Regions from separate parts of the Homo sapiens genome. Here region 1 is linked to region 2. A link is a contact called in ENCODE Hi-C or POLR2A ChIA-PET data. All regions are on one chromosome and are shown on one strand. The core of a region is the stretch at or near the end of the contact, and the rest is flanking DNA. Distances in the headings are between cores, read along the strand shown.

Region 1 (4,302 bases), core at 1,522-4,021, 87 kb after region 2:
GACCTGCTCCAAGAAAGCTAATATTTCAGAACCTGTTAATTAGTCAAGGGCTTTTGAGAAAGGTGGTCAGCTTCTAGTAGGAATGAAGCACTGCTTCGGTCCCTCTGAAGGGCCTAACAGGAAATAACTTGCTTCAGCCTCAACTGCTGAGAGACGCGGTCAAGTGGATACACTCAACAGGTTTAGAATAACACATTCCGCAAGTACTCTGAGTTTCTAACCAACAATGAAAACATTCCACAGTTAGACTTCTCTTTCTAGACACTCACTGACAGTGACATTAGAATTAGGTGGCTTTTATGTATAGATTTCATATGCAAAACCCTTCATGGAGACTTAATCTGGAAACTTCATGGTGGGCTGGTTTTTGGCTATCTGGAAGACTTTGACGGGATTCTTGGCTCCTCTGCTAGTACTGATTGCTGCCTGTTTGTGGGACTGAGAGTCCCTCTCCTTCTCCCTAAGTTGAAACCCTCTTTCCTCCATTCTTTTGACTTTATTGCAAACACCCTACTCTGTGACTACTGGCAAAAGTGTCTTCTTTTTATTAATTCCTCTGTCCTTGCCAGGGCCACCTCATAGGTGTGAGATGTGGACTCCAGGGCCCCACACTTAAGAGGGCTCAGTGCTTAGTTTAATGCTTTGCTGTCCCATTTTTGAGGAAGGGGCCTCACATTTTTAATTTTGCACTGGGTCACACAGATCATACAGCCAGTCCTGCTCCTTGCTGTGGACGTGGAAACAGGGAGAATGCTCACACCATACAAGGTATGACTGGATGGTGTACCTGTTCTCCTCCCCTTTGGAACTCAGCAGGCATTTTCCCACAGAGACAATCCATAAAGGCAGATGATGCCAATGACAGCTCCATCCTCCTTAGCCTCAGTTCCTTCATTTCTAAAATGGGGACAGTAGCACTTACCCTTGCATGTTATTGTGAGCAATGAGTGGGATGATGTATAAAGTACTTATCAGAGTGTCTGGTATACATCAGTGCTTGCTCAATGAAATCTATGTGAGACAGCAGTTGCGGCAAACAGAGCTTGGACTCTGGAGTGAAGAGCTAGGTCAGAAATTAAATTAGCCCCACTGCCTAAAAAATACATGACTTTTGTTAGTTGACTTGGTTTCTTCCAGTGTCAGTTCCTTTATCTGTAAATGGGAATGCTAATATTTATCTTGAAAGGTTGTTTTGTGATTTAAATAATTTAATGTATTTAAAGACCCTAGTTCACCACTTGGCATCTAGGAGGAGCTAAAAAAATGAAAACAGTTCTTAGTCAGGTTCCCCTTTAACACTATTGCTACACCTAAAACAACCAATTTGGCCAGGAGTGGTGGCTCACACCTGTAATCCCAGCACTTTCGGAGGCCATGGCAGGCAAATCACTTGAGGTCAGGAGTTCAAGACCAGGCTTGCTGACATGGTGAAACCCCATCTCTACTAAAAATAGGAAGAAAAGTTAGCCAGGCGTGGTGGTGTGTGCCTTTAATCCCACCTACTCAGGAGGCTGTGTAGGAAAATCACCTGAACCTGAGAGGCAAAGGTTGCAGTGAGCCAAGATCACACCACTGCACTCCAGGCCAGGTGACAGAATGACTCTTTCTAAAAAAAAAAAAAAAAAAAAAAAGACCAAAAACATCCCCCAAAAAGAAAACAATCCATTTGCAAATGATGTTTGGGATATGACCATTAATAAGTTCTTACATATTATACGACTTCCTGTATACTATATCACCTATGAAATGTAACCACCTTGTATGTTAAAATAATTTTGTAAAGAATACTTGAGCACTATTTTTCCTTTTCTTTTGCTAGACGACGATTTCCTTGAAGGCAGGGGCCACATCTTATGTGCCCTTTATTCCAGATCACTTTCAAACACTTTAGAATCTCAGTTGAATCAAATTTCTCTTTTGTTCTTTATGCCAACAGTGAGACGATAATCTCCCTAACATTCCTCAATTAGCAATTAATGATTAGCCTATTGATAACTAGGAGGTAGACAGGGCCAAAAATAACCCCATCTCTGCCGTTAAAGGCCTTTTCTTTTTTGCCCATCATACATGGCTCGTATTCCTGCCTCCTCGGTTCTGGTTCTTGCTCCATTAATGAAACTATTCCATCAGAGAACATAACTTGGTTTTCTGGAACCCACTATCTTCCCTGGCAACAACCCATCTAGAGAGGCCATGGAGGAAGAATTTCCTGAAACCCCAACATTTGAGTCATAATTTGATGCCTCTTAGGATTCAAAGAGGCCTCAGACCTGTGACTTTTAAACATTTTGGGAGTATAGGTTCCTTTAAGAATCTTCTGATAGTTATGGACATTCTCTGCAGAAAAATACATTCAGTACCTTAGTACAATTTCAAGGTGTTCTCAAAACCCCTGAAGCCCTTGGATCCCAGGTTAAGAATTCTTGTTAGAATAGCCAAGAAAAGGGAATCAGCAACGTGAATGATTCCGGTTTCCTGGTAAGTGTTCCGGACCTGACTAGTCACTCTCCCTTGCTGAAAACAAAACAAAACAGAACAAAACACAGCAATGACAACTCCCAAGATTTAACCTCAAGATTATCCCTGAGAGTCCAAACCTGGGCAGTAATGGTAAAGGCTTCCGGCCAAGCAGTAACTACTCTTTGGAGAACCTCAGTTCAGCTGAGTAAAATAGGCCTTGTTTGATAATGCCGTTTACATTTCCAAATCCTGGGTATCAAGCTTTCTTCCTATGCCTTGCGGCCTTTCCTAAGTTTAGCCGCTGGTGTAATGGGGTAACCATGGCAACAACCACCTGCCTATTTAAAACCATCTCCAATGCTAAATAAGGAAGCCTGAAGAAAATGGCTGCTTGCCTGCCTCTCAGTGGACAAATTGGGCACTCCTGGGTATTTTAGACATGGGCGAATAGGCAGGGTAGAAGCAGTATGTATGCAAAGTTCTTCATAGGAAGCGTTCGGTGACCTTGTGAAATAGGTGCTACCTCAGCCCTTCTGTCTTCGTTTGTTAGGCGAGCACGCAGGTTTACGTGCAAATCCGTGGGCCTGTCACCATGTCATCCATGCTACCTTGACCTCAGTCAGGTGAAGAGTGAGCTGAGAACCTACCCTCAGAGAGAAGTATTGTTTATAGGATCTCGGAAGGGAGAAGGAAAAACAGTTCTACAGATCACAGTGAATTTGTTCATACTTTGCATTAAAATGCACGCTACAATCTTTTTTTTTTTTTTTTTCTGACGGATGTGTCTTTCTAATTGTACTTAATCATGTGGGTGATGGATGATTGCTCTATTTATGTCATATGTTGGCCTGCCTATTGATTTTTGGCATATGGAGAAATTTCTCCCTCCCTCTGCTTCCTTGCTTTCTGGGAATTACAGATGTTTGGTTTCTTTCCTCTGCCGAGACCATACAACTGATCACACTGAACATCTTGCTCTTCCACAAGTATACTGCACCCTCTCACTCCTTCGTATCTTTTCGTACATTTGCTTCCTTCTCCCTGTGTTGCCCTCCTCTTTTTCCGTGTCTTGGTTCAGGCGTCTCTGTCATTGGAAAACCCTCCATGCCACGTTTCGTGTCCTTGGTTTTTGCTCCCATAGGTCACCTCCAGTTACATCACTTAACACAAACCATTCTGCACATCTGCTTTCCAGCCTGTTTCCAGCACCAGGCTGTGAGTCCCCTACATGCGTCTGTCCAAAATGCCTGTAGAACAGTGTCTGGTGTGCATTACGTTTTCAAAAGATCTGCTGAATGAATGGATGAATGAATGAACAGAGCCCCGTGGCTTTCACAAGCATATGGCACATGTGCATGAGTACGTATAAGGATACTTGTGTGAGGCCGGGTGCAGTGGCTCAAGTCTGTAATCCCAGCACTTTGGGAGCCTGAGGTGGGTGGCTCACTTGAGGTCAGGAGTTCGAGACCAGCCTGGCCAACATGGTGAAACACTGTCTCTACTAAAAATACAAAAATCAGCTGGGTGTGGTAGTGGGTGCCTGTAATCCCAGCTACTTGGGAGGCTGAGACGGAAGAATTGTTTGAACCCAGGAGGTGGAAGTTGCAGTGAGCCAAGATCGCGCCACTGCACTCCAGGCTGAGCAACAGAGCGAAACTCCATGAAAAAAAAAAAAAAAAGATACTTGTGTGAAAAGAGGACCTTAAAAGCCTGAGGAATGGGTTGAAGAGGAGTACTTTTTAAAAAAGTGGTTTGTGTGTATCTGGGAGTGCAAAAGACCGTTAGAGGAGATCATCTGAACTGTAAGTTTGTGACTATAGTATCAGGGGCTGGAAGTACACG
Region 2 (3,820 bases), core at 244-2,743:
CACAATATTTATTAAGTATGATAATGCTCAGAGTAGGACGATGAAGTGGGAACAGGAAGCAATTAGAATTCAAAGACCTGGGTTTGAGTCCAGACACTTCCACTTCTTTGCTGTGAACATTTAGATGAATCATTGACTCTTCAGAGCCAGTGCTTACTGAACTGTAAATGAGGAGGATAACATTTGTCTTATTTTCCTCACAAAGATCAAAGAATAGATTGTCAATGAAAGCCCACTGTAAACTGTAAAATGGAAAGTAACAGTTAGTAAAATCCTTGTCTTATGGAGAAAGAGAAGGAGAAAGATGGATGTCAAAAGAAACAGAACCTATGAACTCATTCTTGTGGTTTTTACCACATTATAGGAAATGACAGTGTGACCGCAGGGAACAACAGAACTCTTGAACACAGAACCATCAACGAGTTTAAATCAATGTCGGCTAAACCAAGTGGTGTCCAAAACAAGGTGGGCATGGAATGAGAAAAGTCTGATGGGAACAAGGAGGAAAGAATTTTAAAATCTGAAGGAAGGAAAGGAAATGTGTTGATGAAAAGGGAGTGGGTAGAGAAGTCACAGATGAGCAGGTTGAGTTCAGGGCAAACTATGAGAAATGTGGTCATGGACACAGGTGGGGCAGCTGGTGTGGGGTTTTAAAGGGAGGCAGAAAGACTGGGTTCACATGAAGAAATGAGGAAGCATGAGAGATGGCATTCTGTGCTGGAGAATAACATGACACAAAAGAAAAGAGTTTGAGGGAAATTATTTAACAGCTGTTGTCAAGGTGAGCTGGGGTAGTGAGTGCCTGGCTAAGAGGGCACTACTGTAAGCCAGGTTTACATTGAAAGGGCTCCAGGAACTGTAATCCCAGCACTTCGGGAGGCTGAGATGGGCGGATCACTTGAGCCCAGGAGTTTGAGACCAGCCTGGCCAACATGGTGAAACCCCGTTTGTACTAAAAATACAGAAATTAGTTGGAGGTGGTGGCAGGCACCTGTAATCCCAGCTACGTGGGAGGCTGAGGTAGGAGAATCACTTGAACCCGGGAGGCGGAGGTTGTGGTGAGCCAAGATTGCACCACTGCACTCCAGCCTGTGCGACAGAGAGAGACTCCATCTCAAAAAAATAAAATAAAAATAAAGGGCTCCAGGAAATGGAAGGGAAGGATAGAACCAGAAGACACTGTGGACAATTAGCATAACCTGGTGCTAAAAGCTGAAAATGATCCTTATGTTGGCTTCCACCAGCCCAGAGACCTAAAAGGGGAGAGAGTCTCTGTTTTTTGATAGTCACCAGAGGAGAAAACCGAGAATGCATCAACATCATTTTGTGCTGTGTGTCTTATTGTGGGCATTATGTTTATCCCAGGACGCACGGAAGCGAGGCATAGGCTGGAGACTGGAGACTCGGACAGCACTTATCTGTGGCATGCAATGTAGCATTCTTTGTTCCCCTGTGGAACACGTTTGTGGCATGTTCCCCTGTGGTCAGCCTTCTCTCACTCCTGATCTCCCATGCCCATGAGGGGAAGGACTTCAGCTTATTCACCACGGCACTCTCTGAGCCAGTGCAGTGCCTGTTCAGGGTACAACACACTGTGGAAGTACTGACTGATAAGCCCTACGTGCTGGCAGTGGAGATGGCTCTGTTGGAAGCAGAGGATGGTAGCTGGTGCCTACATTTCCCGCTGGTAGAGCCCCTCCCCCACATTTTTTTATTTTTGAGACAGAGTCTCGCTCTATCACCCAGGCTGGAGTGCAGTGATGCAATCTCGGCTCACTGCAACCTCCACCTCCCAGGTTCAAGCGATTCTTCTGCCTCAGCCTCCTGAGTAGCTGGGACTACAGGTGCTTATCACCATGCCTGGCTAATTTTTTTATTTTTAGTAGAGACGGGGTTTCACCATGTTGGCCAGGATGGTCTCGATCTCCTGACCTCATGATCCGCCCGTGTCGGCCTCCCAAAGTGCTGGGATTACAGGCACCAGCTGCCGCGCCCGGCCTTTTTTTTTTTTTTTTTTTTATTTAGATGACACAAGACCCTTGCTTCTCTTTTTTATCCCTTTAGCTGAGCTATTTATTTGCTAGTTAGTACCTCCAGGGCACGGAAGAGGAAGTAAAACTCAAATCTCTCCTGCTTGTTTTTCAGCGGTTCTGACAAAGGTCTTGACAGGGTAGGAGTCTGGGGCTCCTGGGTAACATAATATTTTGGTCAGCTTTGTGGATTCTATTACTATAGAACCGAAAGAAGTATGAAATCATATCCTCATTTCCAGTCAAAGAGATATCAGTCCCTTACCCTCAAATTAGGGGCTAGCAGGTAAAATAGTTATGATCCTATTTTAGGAGGTAGTTGGATGTGGCTAAGCCTGCCTTTTCAAACCCTGATAGAAAGAGGTCATCCCACGTTTCTGTAGTTAGCACCCAAGCTTCTTTGGTAATTGGGCGAGTCAGGCCATTAACTAAAGTCTCCATGATTTTCTTAAAAACTATTCACATCACTGACAGCACCTGGCCAAGTGCTAAGATCAGCAGCTTAGTGCATAGTTTTCTGTTTGATCACAGAGAGAATTGATACACTAGACTCTTGCATGATAGTTCGAAGTTCACAAAACTATTACAGCATGTAATTTCCCCTTTAAAATAGAATAAAAATGTGAACTTCACTAGTGCTGGGGATTGACTTTGTTGGGGGCTGTTTTCTGCAAACCAACACATTCTTATTACTTCAAGAGAAGCAAGAGATTGAGGGACTTCTTCCTGAATGTTGCCTTCTCAGGGTGTGTAATTCAGATAATGCCTAGTAAAATGGCCAATAACCTGAAGTGTGAACCCTTCCCAAACCATTTGAAAGGTGTCTGAGGGGCCAGGCGCGGTGGCTCACGCCTGTAATCCCAGCACTTTGAGAAGCCCAGAGGGGCAGATCGCATGAGCGCAGGAGTTCAAGACCAGCCTGGGGAACATGGTGAAACTTCGTCTCTACAAAAAATACAAAAATTAGCTAGACGTGGAGGCGCGCCCTTAGCTACTTGGAAGGCTGAGGTGAGAGGATCGCTTGAGCCTGGGAGGTCGAGGCGGCAGTGAGCCGTGTTCTCGCCACTGTACTCCAGCCTGGGTGACAAAGTGAGACCTTGTCTCAACAACAACAAAACAACAAAAAAGAAAAGTGTCTGAGGTCTGCTGTAATTTGAACTGGAGATGCATAGAAAGGCACAAATCTGGAAGGTCTCAAATAGTCTCTGCGATATTTTAAAAGTTAAAGAAATATGGTGAGCCTAAGGGAGGAGGAAGGTTTGCATGGCTTTCCGGTCTTAGTTGTTTCCGGGCTCTCCAAGATCCTAGAATGTGCTGCTTCCTGACAGTGTTTCCTGCCATCAGAGGCCTTCGAATGTAAATGGACAAGGCCAGGCGCAGTGGCTCACACCTGTAATCCTGGCACTTTGGGAGGCCGAGGTGGGGCAGATCACCTGAGGTCAGGAGTTTGAGACCAGCCTCGCCAACATGGTGAAATCCCGTCTCTACTAAAAAATACAAAAATTAGCCAGGTGTGGTAGTGGGCGCCTGGAATTCCAGCTACTTGGGAGGCCAAGGCAGGAGAATCACTTGAACCTGGGAGGCACAGGTTGCAGTGAGCCGAGATCGTGCCATTGCACTCCAGCCTAGACAACAGAGCGAGACTCTGTCTCAAAAAAAAAAAAAAAAAAAGAAAAGAAAAAGAAAAAAAAAAGAATGTAACTGGACAATCAGGTTTTGCAGAGGGTGGGGAAGAAGTGTGGGATTTATTGATGAGTTGGGAAGTTCAACTACGTCATTAGTTCTCAAAG

Evidence for each region. Hi-C counts contacts between places; a loop is a spot of excess contacts on that map. ChIA-PET counts read pairs that join two places held with the same protein, here RNA polymerase II (POLR2A). Pooled maps may share reads with other maps.
Region 1: a map of GM12878 shows a loop between it and region 2 (2.8-fold over the local background). The contact joins two enhancer-like sites. A Hi-C loop is called at or near these places in 5 of 168 maps with a recorded cell type or tissue (CD8-positive, alpha-beta T cell, GM12878, OCI-LY7 and 2 more), 35 of 37 single-sample maps with no recorded cell type and 13 of 50 pooled maps. POLR2A ChIA-PET finds 5 or more read pairs at or near these places in 2 of 52 experiments (GM10248 and naive thymus-derived CD4-positive, alpha-beta T cell).

Annotation. Positions count from the first base shown.
Region 1 is chr3:186,236,685-186,240,986 of GRCh38, forward strand. The region is part of intron 20 of DGKG (diacylglycerol kinase gamma); the gene reads right to left. Among named protein-coding and RNA genes, the nearest start is that of DGKG, 120 kb to the right of the region's middle. Within about 2 kb of position 2,772, at least 3 of the 41 ENCODE cell types and tissues checked have a DNase peak (open chromatin) inside an H3K27ac peak, as active enhancers do.
Region 2 is chr3:186,150,963-186,154,782 of GRCh38, forward strand. The region is part of intron 24 of DGKG (diacylglycerol kinase gamma); the gene reads right to left. Among named protein-coding and RNA genes, the nearest start is that of ETV5, 44 kb to the left of the region's middle. Within about 2 kb of position 1,494, at least 4 of the 41 ENCODE cell types and tissues checked have a DNase peak (open chromatin) inside an H3K27ac peak, as active enhancers do.